2 separate regions of the Homo sapiens genome follow, and region 1 is linked to region 2. A link is an interaction called in ENCODE POLR2A ChIA-PET data of the cell type or tissue named here. Cell type or tissue: Caco-2. All regions are shown on one strand. Links, peaks and the distances in the headings refer to the core of each region. The heading gives the core; the rest is flanking DNA.

What was found. Peaks named below come from ENCODE experiments on the same cell type or tissue, not always from the same donor. Only the 100,000 strongest peaks of a DNase experiment are listed, where the experiment ranks them.
Region 1: POLR2A ChIA-PET joins it to region 2 with 5 read pairs; 2 of 35 experiments call an interaction of 5 or more read pairs at or near these places.

Annotation. Positions count from the first base shown.
Region 1 is chr7:129,976,057-129,980,451 of GRCh38, reverse strand. The region is part of intron 1 of UBE2H-DT (UBE2H divergent transcript); the gene reads right to left. Among named protein-coding and RNA genes, the nearest start is that of UBE2H-DT, 25 kb to the right of the region's middle. In Caco-2, for the core only: no CTCF peak of the experiment used is centred there; a DNase peak (open chromatin) is centred at 2,621.
Region 2 is chr7:130,042,434-130,046,828 of GRCh38, reverse strand. The region is part of intron 2 of ZC3HC1 (zinc finger C3HC-type containing 1); the gene reads left to right. Among named protein-coding and RNA genes, the nearest start is that of ZC3HC1, 6.7 kb to the left of the region's middle. In Caco-2, for the core only: no CTCF peak of the experiment used is centred there; no DNase peak of the experiment used is centred there.

The sequences.
Region 1 (4,395 bases), core at 224-4,223, 66 kb after region 2:
AAACAAAAACAAACAAACAAACAAAAAACCCTTTGCAAAGTGTGTAAAATCCTGTACAAAGGTGAGATACTGTGATCATCATCTAGGGCGCCAGCACTGGGAGATGGGGCTTCTACTGTTCGTATCTGTGTAGGATTCCATGGCCCTATGTGACTTAGCTGCCTGACTAGGACCAGAGAGTGTCTCCTTGCCTATTTTCTTTTCTTTCTTTTTTTTGATACGGAGTCTCGTTCTGTCGCCCAGGATGGAGTGCGGTGGTGCAATCTCGGCTCACTGCAACCTCTGCCTCCCGGATTCAAGCGATTCTCCTGCCTCAGCCTCCTGAGTAGCAGGACTACAGGCACCGCCACCACACCCAGCTAATTTTTGTGTTTTTAGTAGAGATGCGGTTTCACTATGTTGGCCAGGCTGGTCTCGACCTCCTGACCTCAAGTGATCCGCCCGCCTCAGCCTTACCCAGCCATCCTTGCCTATTTTCTCAGCTTGATAATGATCCAAAGCAGTACCAGCTTAGCTAGTGTTTGACTGAAGCGAGAGAGAGAGAGAGAGAGAGAGAGAGAGAGAGAGAGAATGAATCAGAGAGAAGTGTGCAGACTTTGGTTTTAGGATTGGGATTTTGCAGGGTGGGTGTCAGAGGACTTGTATGATCAGTGCCTTACTTACCCTTCATTCAACAAAGAATGACTGTCAGGGGTTTGGTCTGAGCTCATGGAGAGAGGAGAGAAGGAAGATGAGAGAGGAGCATATTTGAGGGGGTGTCTACAGTTTTAATTTGACCACAGTTAAGTTTGAAATACTTATTAGAAATGCATGGGAAAGGCCGGACATGGTGGCTCATGCCTGTAATCCTACCACTTTGGGAGGCTGAGGCAGGCGGATCACGAGGTCAGGAGATTGAGACCATCCTGGCTAACACGGTGAAACCCCGTCTCTACTAAAAATACAAAAAATTAGCCGGGCATGGTGGTGGGCGCCTGTAGTCCCAGTTACTCGGGAGGCTGAGGCAGGAGTATGGCGTGAACCTGGGAGGCGGAGCTTGCAGTGAGCCAAGATGGCGCAGCTGCACTCCAGCCTGAGCAACAGAGCAAGACTCCGTCTCAAAAAAAAAAAAAAAGGCCGGGCATGGTGGCTCATGTCTGTAATCCCAGCACTTTGGGAGGCCGAGGCGGGTGGATCACCTGAGGTCAGGAGTTCGAGACCAGCCTGGCCAACATGGTGAAACCCCATCTCTACAAAATATACAAAAATTAGCCGGGCATGATGGCAATGCCTGTAATCCCAGCTACTGGGGAGGGTGAGGTGGAAGAATCGCTTGAACCCGGGAGGTGGAAGTTGCAGTGAGCCAAGATCGTGCCATTGCACTCCAGCCTGGACGACAAGAGTGAAACTCCATCTCAAAAAAAAAAAAAAAAGAAATAGTAGAGAAATCTTTCCCAGAAGGCCTGCAGCCACCTCCTCTTCATGTTTCAGAGGTAAAAAAAAAAAAAAAAATGCACATTTCCATTCTTAAACAGATCTCTAGCAAGATAAAAAGATAATCATCATTGTCTTTAGCACGGATCTATGTGGGGGTGGGGGTGGGTGTGGGAGGGCAGGGGAGTCAGTTTCCCACACAAAATTGGAATCCCAGCACTTTGGGAGGTCGAGGCTGGCAGATCACAAGGTCAGGAGTTTGAGACCAGCCTGACCAACATGGTGAAACCCTGTCTCTACTAAAAATACAAAATTGGCCTGGTGAGGTGGTGTGCACCTGTAGTCCCTGTACTGTAATCCCTGCACCTGTAATCCCAGCTACTTGAGGGGCTGAGGCAGGAGAATCGCTTGAACCTGGGAGGCAGAGATTACAGTGAGCCAACATTGTGCCACTGCACTCCAGTCTGGATGACAGAGACTCTGACTCAAAAAAAAAGAAGAAATAAATAAAGAAAGAAATAAAAACAAAGAATAAAATAAAATAAAATGTTCTTGGGGCCAGGCGTGGTGGCTCACGCCTGTAATCCCAGCACTTTGGGAGGCCAAGATGAGTGGATCACAAGGTCAAGAGTTCGAGACCAGCCTGGCCAACATGGTGAAACCCCGTCTCTACTAAAAATACAAAAATTAGCCAAGCATGGTGGCATGCGCCTGTAATCCCAGTTAGGAGGAGGGTGAGACAGGAGAATTGCTTGAACCCAGGGGGGTGGAGATTGCAGTGAGCCAAGATTGCGCCACTGCACTCCAGCCTGGGTGACAGAACGAGACTCCGTCTCAAAATAATAATAATAATAATAACAATAATGTTCTTAGCTTTAATTAGAACCACCTCAAACCTACTCACCTGGATTGGAGGGAGGCCCAATATTAACTATTCCAAGGATGGGTTCCACTCCCTTGGATCATCACTAACCCTGGGCACCTAGACAGGATCCCATGGACTCCCAGTCTTTCAGCACTTAGAGGCCCTGGTTGGCTTTCCTGTGGCTGCTCTGCCAGACAGAGCTGCTGCTTCAAATGCTGGTCCCCACCATCTCTCTGGCCATGGACGTTCCAGAGGATCCTGCAGCCTCCTAGTCCAGCTCCCTGCTCGTAGCTTAAGGATTTCTTCCACGGAGGCTGCCACTTCAGCATCTCCACCCCTCCCCCAGGCCCCAAGGCCTCTACCAACCTAGTTCTTCTTCCCCGTCCTTGAGCCTCTCCTAGGGTCTGGCTGCTTTCTCATTTCCAACCCCTGAACATCCTACAGCTGTCCGAGACGATAAAATCTAATCTTGCTGATAGATTACACAAATGACTCCTCACCTCCTGTGATCACCTTCTAGAGGAAAAGGTTTCCCAGAAATCAGAATAAAGGCCTGTGTACCACACTGGGAGGGGAAAAATACCTTTCATTCCTCCTAAGGCATCCACAGAGGTAAAAACAAACACGAGCTGATTCTCAGTAGATTATTCTGCTACATATATCATGTATGCATTTACATCTCAGCCTAACAAACAAAAAAGAAATGAAAGAGAGGTTTCACCTGTGCTGTAACTATGCATGTTTCAGTCTTCCTGTCAGCCTTAGAAATAATTTAAGGGGCTAGATGCAGTGGCTCACGCCTGTAATCCCAGCACTTTGGGAGGCTGAGGCAGGCGGATCACCTGAGGTCAGGAGTTCAAGACCAGCCTGGCTAACATGGTGAAACCCTGTCTCTACTGAAAGACAAAAATTAGCTGGGCGTGGTGGTGGGCGCTTATAATCCCAGCTACTAGGGAGGCTGAGGGAGGCGAATTGCTTGAACCCGGGAGGCAGAGGTTGCAGTGAGCCGAGACCACACCACTGCACTCCAGCCTGGACGACAGAGTGAGACTCCTTCTAAAAAAAAAAAAAAAGAAATAATTTAAGGACAGATACTCCATATTACCAATCTTTGTATTCTCAAGGTGGGTGCTTAATAAATATTGGATGAATGAATGAATTGCCTGTCTAATTTAGAACCCTCAGTACAATATCGTATTTACTGGCCACTTTAGAGGCTTAACTGCCAATATCTCTGTCATTCTATTACCAACAGAGAGCTGCTGATTGTCAGAGCATGATAGCAGCTCATCCTCCTAGACATGGGGCAAGTTTGCATCAGGTGAAATGTTTGTACTGGAATTTTCTATCGTTTGTGTCCAAATCTCTGCTACTTGTGAAGATCAGTTCCATGATTAGTCAATAGACATGATGTTCTTGATTCCAGAAAGTTAATAGCCAAAGTGTCAATTATTTAGCAGATGCAAACTTATCTGAGTTGTTTTTTTTTTTTTTTTTTTTTTTTGGATGGAGTCTTGCTCTGTCACCCAGGCTGGAGTGCAGTGGCTCAATCTCGGCTCACTGCAAGCTCTGCCTCCGGGGTTCACGCCATTCTCCTGCCTCAGCCTCCCAAGTAGCTGGGACTACAGGCGCCCGCCACCACGCCCGGCTAATTTTTTTTGCATTTTTAGTAGAGACAGGGTTTCCCCATGTTAGCCAGGATGGTCTTAATCTCCTGACCTCGTGATCCACCCACCTTGGCCTCCCAAAGTGCTGGGATTACAGATGTGAGCCACCACACCAAGATTTTTTTTTTTTTTTTAAACAGGTTCTTACTCCGTCACACAGGCTGGAGCACAGTAGCATGATCACAGCTCACTGCAGCCTCAACCTCACAGGCTCAAGCAATCCTCCCACCTCAGCCTCCTGAGTAGCACCACCATGTCCAGCTGAGTTTTGTATTTTTTTTAAAGATAGGGTTTCACCATGTTGCCCAGGTTGGTCTCAAACCCCTGGGCTCAAGCAATCCTTCTGCTTCGGCCTCCCAAACTGCTGGAATTAGAGCATGAGCAACTGTGCCCAACCTGAGAAATTTTACACCCAAGAAGAGCCCTGGAAGAGCATTCATATGATTGGGT
Region 2 (4,395 bases), core at 103-4,102:
GTGGCAGAGAAGACTCCGTCTCAAAAAAAAACTTATACTGGAATATTACCCAAATGAAAAAGTAAGCACATACCAGCTATCACATTGCATGTTTCACGAAGAGACATTAAACGTTATGTCATAAGTTTATTTAGAAACATACCTAGTGTGCTATATGCCTGACTTCAAGAATTTGATCCATTGTTTTGTTTCCTTTTTTCCCTTCAACTTTTTTTTTTTTTTGAGATGGAGTCTCATTCTGTCATCTAGGCTGGAGTACAGTGGTGCCATCTTGGCTCACTGTAACCTCCACCTCCTGGGTTTAAGCAATTCTCCTGCCTCAGCCTCCCAAGTAGCTGAGATTACAGGCGCCCGCCACCATGCCTGGCTAATTTTTTGTATTTTAGTAGAGATGGGGTTTCACTGTGTTGCCCAGGCTGGTCTCAAACTTTTGAGCTCAGGCAATCCTCCTGCCTTGGCCTCCCAAAGTGCCAAGATTACAGGCATGAGCCACCATGCCTGGCCTTTTTTTCTTCAACTTTTATCTTCAGTTCCGGGGTACATGTGTAGGATGTGCGGGTTTGTTACATAGGTAAACGTGTGCCATGGTGGTTTACTGCACAGATCAATCCATTGCCTAGGTATTAAGCCCAGCATCTGTTAGCTATTCCTCCTGATGCTTTCCCTCCCCCAACTCCCACCTCCAACAGGCCCCAGTGTATGTCGTTCCCCTCATGTGTCCATGTGTTCTCATCATTCAGCTCCCACTTATAAGTGAGAACATGTGTTTGGTTTTCTGTTCCTGTGTTAGTTTGCTGAGGATAGTGGCTTCCAGCTTCATCCACATCCCTGCAAAGGACATGATCTCGTTCCTTTTATGGCTGCATAGTATCAAAGAGATTGTGAGCTCAAACATCCATCTTAAGCCGTTGATGTCTTTTTTTTTTTTTTTTTTTTTTGAGATGGAGTCTTACTCTGCCACCCAGGCTGGAGTGCACTGGTGTGATCTTGGCTTACTGCAACCTCTGCCTCCCGGGTTCAAGCGATTCTCCTGCCTCAGCCTCCCAAGTACCTGGGATTACAGGCTCCCACCACCATTCCTGGCTAGTTTTTGTATTTTTAGTTTCACCATGTTGGCCAGGCTGGTCTCAAACTCCTGAAATCAGGTGATCCACCCACCTCAGCCTCCCAAAGTGCTGGGATTACAGGCGTGAGCCACTGCACCTGGCCCAGTTGATGTCTTATAAAGGAAAGTGCAGCAAATGAGATCCAAAGTACAAGTCATCATAATTAGTAATTGCCACTTGTTTTCCACTGAAAATGGCAAATTCTTCTCTGGGCTGTCATTTTGTCTCCTATAGACCATAGAGGTTGTGAAGCTGAGGATACTCTACTCCAACATGGCCAACATGGTACTGATGGGTAGCTCTGTGAAAGGAGCAGAGACTGAAGGCGGAAGAAATGTGGTACCACACCACGTCTTCTGCTTTTCACTACTTTATTCCCTGTGTGCAAGGACAGAAAGACTTACATGGTAATTTTTTACAGTGATTCTTAAAAATTTTTAAATTACAGACTTACAGAAAGGTTGCAGAGATTACAAAGAACCTTTTTTCCCTGAGCTATTTGAAAGTAAGCCACCAAAGTGATGTCTTACTACTCCCAAATATTTCCTACAAACAAGGACTTTGTCCTACATAACCAGAATGCAACCATCAAAATCAGAAAATTGACATTGATAAATTACTACCCTCCAATCCTCAGACCCCAGTTTTTCCATCAGTTATACTAATAACATTCTTTATAGTTGAAGTATCCAGTTGAGAATCACACAGTACATTTAGTTGTCATGTTGCTTTATTCTCCTTTAATCTGGAACATTTCCTCAGTTTTTTCTTGAATTTCATGATCTTGATACTTTTGAAGATTACAGAACAGTTATGTTGTAGAGTGTATGTCAATGACATTTGTTTGATGTTTCTTTGTGATTAGATTCAGGTTATGCAGGAGTGTCGTGAAGCAATGCTGCATTCTCATTGCATCCTGTCAGGTGACACGTGATTTCTATTTATCCCTTTATGGTGATGATCACTTTGATCACTTGATTAAGGGAGTATCTGGCATTTCTATTGTAAAATAACTCTTTCCTCCTTTGTAAATAAAAAGTACTTTGTGGGGAAGTTCTTTGAAACTTTGTAAATATCCCAGTCCTTATCAAACTTTATGTAATTGATTTATTTGTAGTAACATGGACTCAATATTTTCTTTGTTATTCAATGGGTTATAATTCATTACTATCATTATATATTTTGATACTCCAGTTGTTCCTTATTTAGTCAGTGACATCCCCCTCAGGTTGGCTTCTGTGGCCTTTTGACATGTCCCATAACCCATGACCTCTTTATTGCTTTCAGGAACAAGTTGTTCTCGGCTTATCTTGTATTTTTCTTGCCCCATCCCTGGAATCAGCCAATTTTACAAGGATCCTTGGCTGTTTTTCAGTGGAGAATGTTATTTAAAAGCTAAGATCTGAACTGGGCATGGTGGCACACCTGTAATCCCAGCACTTTGGGAGGCCCAGGTGGGAGAATTGCCTGAGCCCAGGAGAGACCAGCCTGGGCAACATAGCAAGATCCTGTCTCTATATAAATGCATGAATGAATGCCAAGATCTGGGTGCAGGGAGAACTCATAGCTAGTGGGATGCCACTGTTCTCAGGCCCTCTCAGAGGAAAAAGCTAGAAAATATATATGTTTATGTACACACACACAGACACACACATTCACATGTATACACACATCTAAATTTACATCCATTTCTCTCTATATTTTAAAAAACGATGAGTTCCTGCTGACATCTCCAGTTGCAATTGTACATCACAGGATTCATTCTAGTTTTCTCCTTTTCCCTATTTTTCCCTCCCATATTCAACACTGTGAAACATAATTTGTTATCCTTAATATATTTACTACTTTGATCAATCCCCTATATGTGCTTAATCTCCCATTTCTGCCATGCTGCCATCCTTTCTTGCATGAATCTCTCGTCACCCCATTTAGGTCCTAGCACTCCACACTTGGCTGCCCGCAAGTGAATGCCTGTTACATACCACTTTGGTTCTGACACCCTGGGCTGAGCTGCCTCTTCGCAGCCTCCTGGCTCTGACATCTTCCTTGTTCACCGCCTAATGGCTTTAAGACTGAATTGCTCAGGAAAGGGAAGGTATTTTAACCATCCTTCTACCATTATTTCTTGCATTAAATCTTGATTTTGATAAAATATTTAGATCCATTTCCTTTTTGTTCATTGGCTATAAATTGATCAACATTTTGGATATGATGATTATTTATTTAACCATTACTTTTATTCTAGATAATCATGGCTCCTTTAATATTTGTATCTGAATTTTGTTTTCCAGTCTTCATTCTTCCTTTGCTGATGTTGGAATGTCTTTCAAATTCCTATATCCCTTTATAAAAATGTATAACTTTCCTGCATCTTCTTTCATATTTTATCCTTTTTTTTTTACTGTGCTTTGTGAAATAAGAGCTCTTCAGGTAGAATTTTTCTTTTGAGACAGAATCTTGCTGTGTTGCCCAGGCTGGAGTGCAGTGGTACCATCTCAGCTCACTGCAACCTCCGCCTCCCAAGTTCAAGCGAGTCTCCTGCCTCAGCCTCCCCAATAGCTGGGATTACAGGTACATACTACCACACCCAGCTGATTTTTGTATTTTTAGTAGAAATGGGGTTTCACCATGTTGGCCCAGGCTGGTCTCAAACTCCTGACCTCAAGTGATCCGCCCGTCTCAGCCTCCCAAAGTGCTGGGGCCACCGCACCCGGCCCACATAGATTATTAAAAACTGAAGCTGGGCGAGGTGGCTCATACCTGTAATCCCAGCACCATGGAAGGCCGAGGAGGGCCTCAGGCGTTCAAGGTCAGGCATTCGAGACCAGCCTGGCCAACATGGCAAAACCCCTTCTCTATTAAAATTACAAAAATTAGTGGGGCATGGTGGCGCACGCCTATAATCCCAGCTACTCGGGAGGCTGAGGCAGGAGAATCGGTTGAACCCAGGAGGCAGAGGTTGCAGTGAGCTGAGCTCGTGCCATTGCATTCCAGCCTGGGCAACAGAGCAAGACTCCATCTCAAAAAACAAAACAAAACAAACAAAAAAACTGAGCATTTAATATTAAGGAGTAATAAATGTTTTAGGATACCTTTCCAAATACATACTTACAGATGCTTTTAGCTGTGTAAAACACATTCTCACACATCCCCATTGATACTAGCAATCAAATTTTGGAGGGATAATTTTATTGCCTTTATTCTTTGGAAAGTAAAAATGGATGGGGTACAGTAGGAGAGCATAGGTGAATGGCAGAAAATATTTCTGTGTGTTTAACTTTGACTATCT